Linked DNA regions of Mus musculus: region 2 is linked to region 1. Evidence: chromatin contacts called from ENCODE POLR2A ChIA-PET data. All regions are on one chromosome and are shown on one strand. Each heading gives the region's core, a stretch centred on a gene start or an enhancer-like site at or near the end of the contact. The rest is flanking DNA. Distances are from core to core; before and after follow the strand shown.

What was found. ChIA-PET counts read pairs that join two places held with the same protein, here RNA polymerase II (POLR2A).
Region 2: POLR2A ChIA-PET joins it to region 1 with 15 read pairs in Patski. The contact joins the promoter of Tyw3 here to the promoter of Rabggtb in region 1. POLR2A ChIA-PET finds 5 or more read pairs at or near these places in 2 of 5 experiments (Patski and embryonic stem cell).

What each region holds. Positions count from the first base shown.
Region 1 is chr3:153,909,346-153,914,585 of GRCm38, forward strand. Rabggtb (Rab geranylgeranyl transferase, b subunit) reads right to left here and starts at 2,858. Exons shown (of 8, transcript NM_011231.2): 1 at 2,580-2,858; 2 at 1,346-1,543; 3 at 916-1,021; 4 at 201-253; 5 at 4-114. The coding sequence starts at 2,714. It overlaps Gm24494 (a small nucleolar RNA gene), which reads right to left and starts at 2,345; the gene lies at 2,265-2,345. Snord45c (small nucleolar RNA, C/D box 45C) reads right to left here and starts at 2,844; the gene lies at 2,784-2,844. It overlaps Snord45b (small nucleolar RNA, C/D box 45B), which reads right to left and starts at 1,266; the gene lies at 1,222-1,266.
Region 2 is chr3:154,594,180-154,599,419 of GRCm38, forward strand. It overlaps Tyw3 (tRNA-yW synthesizing protein 3 homolog (S. cerevisiae)), which reads right to left and starts at 2,919. Exons shown (of 6, transcript NM_172474.5): 1 at 2,674-2,919; 2 at 275-355. The coding sequence starts at 2,847. Cryz (crystallin, zeta) reads left to right here and starts at 2,532. Exons shown (of 9, transcript NM_009968.4): 1 at 2,532-3,105.

The DNA of each region.
Region 1 (5,240 bases), core at 1,608-4,107:
TACCTGCCCAGCGTGAGATTCAGAGCCTGGTCTGCACCCAAATCCACCATCAAAGTTCATGCAGGACAAAACAAACTCAATCGCCTTTTCCACATTAATAGCATCAAGCTTGCCCTATGACGAGAAAGGAAGCAGCCTATTACAGCTACCTAGTACTCAAGTGTTTAATTCGGTCCTTTAATGCAACAGTCAAAGCTTACCAAAAGAGCCAAAGTTGCCACCGCACAAAATGAGAATCTTGTATCAATTTCTCCTAAAAGACAAAAAGAGCCAAGGCAGACATGTAAGTGCTACCAAGTCACCTAAGAACAAAACCCATTAAACTCCCCAAAGTCAAGACTGACTATGCTCACTAGGAGGCAGTCCCCCAACTTCTGAGGAAACCAGCTAGGCAAATAGAAAGCAATAGCCTAGTAGCTTGCAAGGGCCCAGAAAAGAAAGGAACCTATAAAATGGCAGGAGTATATGCCTCGCCCCCCATTCGGGCTAGTAATTTAGTAACATAATCAAAGCCCTGCTTTAAAAAAGGTTCACATCCCACAAAGCAGCTGGTCTCAGGACTGCATTTTGTTCCCCCCCAGATTATCTAAATTAATCAAAGGAAAAATTTCCATCTCCCAACTCAAGATATTTACTAATTTGACAAACGTTTAGAGACCTCCCCAGGTCTTTACCTTCAGGGAAGTTAATTATTATTGGAGATAAAACTTGAACCTACCTTATCTTTTAGTGTGGTGTGCTGACAAGCCAGCACGGGGCATGCTGGGACTTCCAGCAGGCCATTTTATTCCAGTTAGACCAACTGCTTAGTGGGACCTGAAAAGACGGAACAACTTGAAATCTTATGATTACTACCACCAAGACAAAAGATATTCTGAGTAGGAGTAGCTGACAAAAACTGCAATCTGGTCTTACCCCAAATGTCTCCAGCAAAGGAGCCATCTTCTTTCTGTAGGCTCTGAACATAGGCCACGACCTTATCTACGTTGATAACATGAACACTGTCATACAGAGTAAGAATCTGAAAGACAAGCGGGTGTCACAGGTTTGTCCTGGATCAGAGTCACCCACCAGGCCCTCTCAAGCTTACTATAAACTTCTTGTTCCCTTGATAAGGTAAGAAACAGGTAGGGCTTTAACTATCCTCTGGCTCTTCATTGAAACCAAATTTGAACTGGACTGTGCTTCAATTAACATACACAAGGAGTTCACCTTCCAAGGTCTCAGTGTAATTTGTAACTTGCATCAGGTTAGCATTCAGCTAATACATGCCATGACATCACTGACCTGTGGGAAGTAGCCTTTGGGTGGTCACAGCAAGTGGCAAGGTTTCACAAGGGCTCACCTGGACAGCACTGAGCGTGTACAGAAGGTGGGGGTCGTGCCCAATGCTAGCACTTATTCCCCCACACTCATGCTGGCACGACTTGATAAACACCAGGATTTCTTCTCGGTTCATGCGATGAAGCTGTCCCATGAGGTCCATCACAGTCAGGCCCCAATAGACGCCGCTCATTCTCAGGTATTCAGACATGCAGTATTCCTAGGAGAAGCATCTCAGATTTGCCACTCTGACTTTACATAACCCACCTCTACCTAAGTCAGCTGTGAACAACTCGTAAGGCTTTAGAGTGGCGGTTGCCGACCCTTTGGGCCCCACATTCTGATTCCTAACAATGAAACTAGTTATGAAGTAAGTAGCAACAAAAGTTATCTCATGGTCGGAGATCGCCACAACACGTAGAACTGTTAGGAAAGGTCACAGCAGCAAGAAGATTGAGAGCCAATACTCTTAGTCTCCAAGTGCTAACCTCAGGTGAATTAACCAAAAGCAGTATTGATGCCTACTGTTTACTAAGCATCAATTATTGCATTCTACAAATGAAGTCTATGAATACGGAAAGATAAATGACGCTAAAGATGGGAACCAAATGAAGCATTACCTCACAAGCATTTATTCAGGTGAAGGCCTCACTGGCGTGCTGCCAAACCAAACCCAAAAGAACCAGGTGCACAGTTGGCAAGAAGGCCACACATTTGGGCCTATGATTCCCACTAACTGAAAAGTTGTAAAGACAGTCAAATGCCACGCTCTCTAAGACAGAGAGCTGCTGCACAAATACTTTTACCCAAATGACTCCTCCTTGGAGGGTCCCCCCACAGCTTGGGCCTTCTCAAACTCAGCCACCCCTGCTTGCTGCTGGCAACCTCCCCGGCCATTTCCCCAGGCACACCATTACATCAAGTTTAGGTAAAACCTTTTCAAGGTCTCAGCGTAATTCTAGAGCTAAAGTGTTATGACACATCAGCGAATTCAGATAATACATGCCAACACATCATTGACCTTCAAGGTTTTACCCCAGACAGAAATGAGCAAACCCCTTCTACCTGCAGCCCTGCACTTCCGCCCTTTATGTACCAGCACATGACTGATGTGGTCAAATACCAACCTCTGATATACAAGGTACACCTATAATACATTTTAAATCAGGCCTCTCAATTAGTATTATACAAGTAAGTATTATACTTATTGCTGTTAGTCTTAGAAACCTTTCAACAGAAAAAAGAATCATACGCACATAATCATCTTTCTTTGAGCCATAGGAAGCAATATAATCGGCATGCTTCTCCAGCAACAGGGTGTCAGGCGCATCTGACTTGATAGTAACGTCTTTCTGCTGTGTGCCCTTCCAAGAAAAAAGCAGAGATCCCATTCACCATCCGGAAATCGTGACATCTCAGACTCACACATAGCCAGATCTCAGTACTTTTTTTCTTTCAGGTCTCAGAGTAATTCTAGAGCTAAAGTGGTTTATAATCAACTTTAGATTCAGAATACATGCCAGCTCATCATTGACCCGAATCTTGACGCTTATCTTTTGAGTTATGCCAGAAATACACACTCTTGCTTAACAAGTTTGAGGCTTCAGCGCACCTTTCTACAGTCTTCACATGCTAACCCCTTTGCTAAATAATCAGACCCATTAGCTCCAAATTCCACCTTCGATTCTAAGACTCACCCAATAAGTAGGTCAAAGCGATTGCCAAAATAAATTTCCTACTTTATTCAGAGTCTCGGCTATGAAGCCCTGTCTGGTCTGGAACTCCCTGTGTAGACCAGGCCACCTGCTTCTGCCTCACTTCTTTAATCCAAGAGTGTTAGGATTAAAAGGCGTGGGCCAAGGCCGACTTCCTTCCATCCCAGTTAAAATGTTTAACTATGAAACAACATTCGTAAATGATCATGTAACCTTCAAAATACAGGCACGTACAAGTCCCCGATGTTAAGAAAAAATATCAGGCGGCCCAATCCAGGAAGGCTCGCCCACGGTCCGCGGATAAGATCCCAGGCCTCGAGAAGTGCAGAAAACGCTGAGCCATACACAGCTCAAGCGGCAGTCCAAGTATGGCCTAAGGAGGCCGAGGCAGGGGCATTGCGGAGAGCTCCAGGCCAGCCTGGGCCCCACAAGAATGATCGCCTTGCAGGCCCGCCTGTTCCCCATGCTGTGCGAGCCCGCGATGCCCCGCAGCCCGACCCACCGCCCAGACCACCCCTGCCTCCGCGCACCGCAGCGACGGTGCTCTCACCATGTCCGACCGCCGAAAGACTGAAGCGCGCGGGAGCACGGGGAGTCAGGGCCCGCGCGCCTGCGCACACGCGCCCGCCCGGCCGCCCACGCCCTACGTAGCTGGCCACGCTCTGCCCGAAGGACCCCGCGGCCGCGATTTAGCCGGTCGCACACCTGCCTGAAGGACTCCGCGGTCACGATGCAGCCGGCTACGAGTCTGCCTGAAGGACCCCATGTCGCTCAGTTTGCAAAGAGCTTTCCTTAGCATTCAAGGAGCCTGGACATTGATGTCAACCACAGCGTTCAAACCCGGAGTGCTAGTGCAGACCTGTTATCCCAGCACTGGGAAAGCGGAGGCAGGAGGATCAGTGATCCAAATCCTCAGCTGTGTAGGCACTTGGAAGCCAACCTGAGCTCGAGTCCCTATCCCCAATACCCTCGAAGATTGATCAGTTATAGAGTGTCTGTTACCCAGCTAATCAAAAAGCGCCACATATATTGCTATGGAAAGATCCTTGAAAGACACCAGGTGAAAATACATGCTTCGTTTTGATCCCAGAAATCATTAAAATAAGGTTAATTTTTCCACTCTGTGCTGGTAAATTAATATGGTTTAACCTCTTCATTTTTAACCTTTTTTTAAAGTCCTGGGCCTTGAACTCACAACTGAAAATGCTAGGCATGCGATCTCCCCCGCCCAGTTTGCCTCTTCAAAGAATAAAGTATGCCTCCCCACCCTAAAGAACTATAGCTGCAATGCAACTAACTAGTTATAAGTTCATTTATCACTCTAAAGCCAAGATGTCAGATACAGCCACGGGAGGGATTGGAATGTGGCCAGTCTAAACTGGAAAATGCTGTAATCGTAAAATACAAATTGTGTGCCACACTTCTCATTTTAAAGTTTGTTGGCTGCCTTCTGAATATCTATGCTTATATTCATTAAAAAAATGCTACTCTTAGCCATATTCAGATAAGCCTTTCTATGCAGAGACTCTTGGCTGCCCAAGGTTCTCAGAAAATACATCTGTTGAGGGCTAACCTCTTTTTAGAGCTTAGTGACTATCATTGAAGAAGGACACAGAAAGAATATAAGAGAAAGTAATCGGAAAAGGCTGAGAAGCCATCTTCTGGGCACAACAGCCACTGCAACCTTGAATTCAGAGTCACTGTGTTTATCTGCACTGGGCTTGCACATGAATGACCCTGACAAGGGTCAGTCATCGATGGGGAAGGGATTCTGGGGCCTTGCCCCTCTCTGCTGACCTAATGGGTACAGACACATATACTGAGAAAGGGGGAGTCATTCTCTTTATATGTGCTTGCTGGCAAGCTGACCAGGCATCGGTGGACTTCTCCAACCCCATGGCCACACAGACAGCCCCAGTTAAACTCAGTGAGTCACAAAATAAAAGACATGAATGTGGGAATGAGGGTTGTAAGGAGGAGAAGAAGCTGATGTGTGGGAGGGAGATAAGAAATGGTAGGGAGCAAGAATAATCAGAATGCATTCTACACATGCATAAAATGGTCAAAGAACAAGGGGGAGAAGCACTGTTGGCTGAAGTGATATTTTAGATATATTGGGTTAAATATATTATAAAATTAATGTAATCTATTTTCACTTTTTAAAATGTGACTTAGGAAAAAAAATTAAAACAATCTGTAGGG
Region 2 (5,240 bases), core at 1,669-4,168, 680 kb after region 1:
AGGCTCAGAGACGACACACTGGGCACAGCCATGAGCGTGTCCAGAAGGGATCGTGGTAAATGATATACTCTTATTTCCAACATTGAAGCTAGCAAGGCAGAGTGAAGTCCCTTCTTCTTTTATATTTTTTTTACCAGGTTGCAAAGTTATTAAATAACAGAGCTGAATGTGAGATTTGAACCCAGTGAGCCATGTGCCCACCCTCACCTCTGTGCTGCTGAAGAGGCAGGCCTCCCTGCTGAGTTGCAGATCACTTTTTAACTTAAAAACTTACCACATCGTCTCTCGCACACGGTTTGTGTGTGACCAGCAGCCAGCAGCAGTGTTGCTTCTGAACTCCAGAGCCTTCTGTGCTCTAAAATGACAGACAACTCAACTGTAAAACTTAGCAAGATGAGTACATTTGCATTGTAGAACATGGTGGGCATTCTTAAGTTAGTACTCAGAAAGATGACTGAAAAATAATTCAGTGTATTTTGGGTAAAGATAACCTAGGAGAAAAATCAATTCAAGTAACTTAGGGCTCAGATGGTAAAAGTACTCAGGTGTCTTCAGAAACAGGGGCGTGCTTTTGGTTTGCTTCTGTGTTTGTGTTGTGCTGCTGGGGATGAAACCCAAGATCTTATGAATGGCAGCTGAGCACACCTACCCTGGGTCACAAGCCTCTCTGGGCATGTGTTTGCTGGAAGAAAAGGATGAAGGACTTATATGTTAGCAGTATTTCACCATAAAAAAGTGAAAAAGGGAGAAGGCACCTCCTGTAGAACAGGGTGGCTAACACTACGGAAGGCCGACCATTTGCTGACGTCTGGGATGGGCACACCTTTCGACATGTTCCTCACCACTATGGAAATGTATTTGAGATCCCTAAAGTAGACTGCATATGCAAAGCAGCGAGGAGCAATGTGTCAAAGCTCTGGAGAGGCTGTCATTCCAACAGCGACCTAAACACTGCTTCTTTGCAAATTCTAATCGGTATATACAGATCCTTCCCTCAGAGTCTGCAAAGGGAGAGCAGAAAACCACACACATGAAGACCACCGCATCTCTACAACAACCACGCACACAAAGCTCTGGAGGCTCCTCTGGGAGCTGGTGGGGGAAGCGTGGGCCCTGAACGACCGGTTTTCATAGTGAGGCTCTAGGAACATGGGCTGGCTGTTATAAACAACCTCCGAGCCAAATGAGTGGTTTATGCTTAGCAAATGTACACAATGTCACACCACGACTTGGAACATCTCTGGCTTACCTATGTTTTCTCCACCCTGATTTTTTTTTTCACTTTCCTTCTTTTCTAATAAAGCAGAGTAAAAATAAATAGCCACCAAGTATAAGATACATAAGCTAGACAAGGTTCAGAAAGCATCCTATGACAACTCAGAATGGACAGCCACTCTTAAGTGGGCACTGTGCTTGTCTGCACCTCTTTCTGTGTCTGGCATAACAGTGGAGCTTGGAGAGTCGTGTCTCAGCTATGTAGATATAGGGGAAGCATTATAGGACAGCTACTCCAGAAGCTGAGGCAGGAGGACCACAGGTTCCAGGAGTTCTTGGTCTATTAAATGTGTTCAAGATCAGTCTATGCAGCTTTGAAAGATCCTGTTTTAGAAGGTTTAAAAAAAAAAAAAAACAAAAGGTAGGGAGGAGGCTGGAAGTTTCACTCAGTGGTAGAGTGTTTGCTGAGCATGATCGAGACCCTAAGTTCGGTTCTCAGTACTCTGCCACTCCTAAATGAAGAACAGGAACAAGACAAAGACAAGTAACTAAAGAAAATAGTTCAATCTTGGCAGTTGGTTAAAATGAGGAAAGGATTGCAGGTTACAGAACAATATAAATTTGGATTTTCTAAAGTAAATTCTGCTTAAAAATGAAAATATATAAAATATATATCATATTCTATTATGATTATATTTTGTATAATCATAATTATAATATGTTTTCATTATAGATATTTTACACATAGTATATACATATATATTTATACATTTATAAATATATTATACATATATGTGTATGCATCCCTCATATGCATATACATATGAATGTGTTGTGAAACATGGCTTGGAGAAGAGACAACAGTGTTTTGGAGACTCGTCTGAATAAACCCAGGCAGGGCAGTTGTAGAAGAGGTGTGGGCAGCTAGCTTGTGAGCAAGAGTGTCCATGAACAGAACGGGAGTGGTGGAAGCAATATAAACATGAACAGACCTCGATAATCTGGGACTTCAGTACGTGAAGAACCAAGCGGAACCTAGCGACTTTTAACCAGCAATATGGGGCCAGGCACGATGAGAAATGTTGGAAATAAATTACCCTATTTCACGTGTTGTCTAGTTATCCTGTGTTGTGGGACAGGAAGAGGATGAGAGCGTGCAGCCAGGGGCTTTGACCATGTATCTACAGTACTGTTTCATTTAGAGCTAAAATGCCCAGGGCTGTAATAATGACACCGGCCACCAGGGGGCAGCGACCCCTTAACCTTCGGGCGCCCATCTCATAGCGACAGTGATTGGGTTAGCGCGGCTCGAGGGCGAGCGTGACCGAAGGGACTTGGAGACTCGAGCTCCTCCAGCGCTCTGTAAATCCAATCCCCAGCCTTCGCCACTTAAGCTAGCTCCACCATCACCCGGAGGACGCATTAGCATTGCACAGCCTCCCCCGGCCCGGGCCTCACCCCGTCCAGAAGGAGGATGCGCCCTGCGCAGGAGCTGGTGGTGAAAAACTCTTCCCGCGAGTTCAGGAGCTCCACCACCTCCACCGCGTCCTCGTCCACACTGCCCTTGCGGCTAAGGTCCGCCTTGCTCAGACTCTGCGCCTTCCACCGGCCGAACTCCGCGCTACGGTCCATGAGCGAGCGAGCGAGCTGGGGTCGGCTTTCTGCTCTGGAATGCGCCTTCTTCTCCATGGGCGCAGCCATATTGCCGCCACGGTGGCCGGAGAGGACCAAAGTTCCCCATTGGCGCAACCAGGAGCAAGACGTGCGCCGCCAGACCGTACAGGCGTAAACCGAGAGGGGGAGCCTAGCGAAGTTAGGGAAAGCCAGCCCACCTCTTTCCCCACAGACCTTCTGGAGCTTAGGAGGTTTTGTTTCCTACTCTAGAGGAGGGTAAGTCACCCAGGACCGCAAGCAAGGTCCTACTCTTGTCTGCCGGGAGGCTTTTTTTTTTTTTTTTTTCTTTCTTTCAAGTTCTAGGCTCCAGGAGATCTATCTGCACTGGAGAACTGCACAGCAGGCGGCCGGTGGTTCCGACTGGGGTAGCTGCCTACTGATGCCTGGGGATTTCTGCCGCCACCCAGGCACTCGCGCCCCAACTCCGGGTTCACAACTTCCCAGGTGCAGGTAGAGGAGGTCTGTGTTCTGTCCTCCGGTGTGTATGCAGTGGGCGTTGTTATTCCTATTTTTAGACATAGTGGCACCCACCTACAGTAGTCTTCAAAAGAAAGAAGAGAGACCTAGAGAGAGTCAGAGACAGAGGGACACAGAGAGGGACAGAGTTAGAAAAACCTAATACATTGTTAACTACATCTTGCGCATTTACAGTTCCCAGAGTTCCTGCCTCAGTCTTGTGACCAGAAAAGACCTGTTAATGATTGAAAGTGCAGAGGCCACTGTGTGGACTTCGTGTCCACCTCGAGCCCCTGAAGCCACCATAACTCCCCGCTGGCTCCTGCCCTAGGAAATGCAGCTTGTAGCAAGCAGCATTCTGTCACACTGAAGCGGGGCCTGCCCTGTCCATGAGATGCTGCAGGGGTACAGAGTGATCAGTGTGAAAGCAAGACCGTGACAACATCATATAGCCAGAAGACTTGGACTGGATACTTTAATTTTCATCATTTATTCGTGTTTCCAAGTTAATAGTAAGCCACAAGCTTCCATGAGCCATTCTGGAACAGTGGCAGTACATTTTATAACTATGAGGCCTCTTTTTTAGTCTTCATTTAAAACTCTCTCTAGAAATCAATTTTATTTTATTTTGCTCTTTTTTCCACACCGTGTGTATTCCTGGTGCACTCAAAGGACAGAAGAGGGTATTAGATCTCCTGGGACTGGAGTTAGAATAGGTTTCGAGCCTGAGTCACCAAGTTGGTGCTGGAAAGCCAAATGAAGCCCTCAGCAAGAGGATAACAAGTGTTCCTTGCCGCTAGCCCTAACCTTGGCCCTCTGCACTTCATTAGTAATATGTCTTTCCTCTTGAGTTTGAGAGTTGACTCACTAACTCTATGTTAAGATATACATACGTCTAACATATCCCCTACCCATTTAACTTTCATTTAAACCAATGAATGAGTTTCAATCAGTCTAGAGGAGGAATTTTTAACTGTGTATGTCCTAGAAATAAAAAGTAAAATAAAAATAAAACAAGGTACTATAAACAGTTTTCACAACATATATATGATAGATAGAAAAGCCCATTTAAACCATAGCATAGTTAACAAACCAAAGAAACTAGGCATGATGGTGCATATACTAGGAAAGCTGAGGCAGGGGAGTTATCCAGAGCTCCAGACCAACCTGGACTACAGTGTGAGATGCTCCAAAGTGGCAGAAAGCTCCTCCTTGTCCAGTGTGAGACCATGAGTAACAATAAAGCTTACATTGTTGCAGCCAATCCCCACAGGTAGCCTAGACTAGACAACCTATACCATCAGGGTAGATTAGCTTTCCCTGTAGAACCATGTCTTTTATGTTTCTACTGTATTTCCCAATTTGTAGGCATTTGAAGAATACCCAAGTAGACGCCTTTATTAGATAATATATGCCCCAGCCTATAGCTTGGTGACATTTCATACCCAATTGCTCATACATTCCAGAATTCATTTCAGAGGCATGAAGGACAATCGATGCCAACATTTCCAAAAGTGAAGTTGGAAGATTCTAAGTTAAGGAAATAAAATCAGCCAACATTTAAGGCACTGAACTTGGGTTCTAGCCCTGCTGTGACCTCTGTGACCTGCCAGGGTTTCTGAACCTCTTCTAACAAAGGCAAAGGTCGTCTCCTTCATAAAAGGAAGGCTGGCTTTTTAGTTCTGCATAGCATCTTTTCCCTTTGGTCTTTTGTAAAGATAATAAAATGAATGGAGATTTAAAAACTATGCTTTTTTAGGAAAAGCTCACTATTATGAAGGCTTAAGTTCATAACTGCTGTTAGTATATCATCCTATTTTATTCTTGTGGTTCTTGTCAGGAGCCATCGAGGAAAGGGGACCTTCCTGGAGGCTTATGATGGCTGAGCTCTGAGA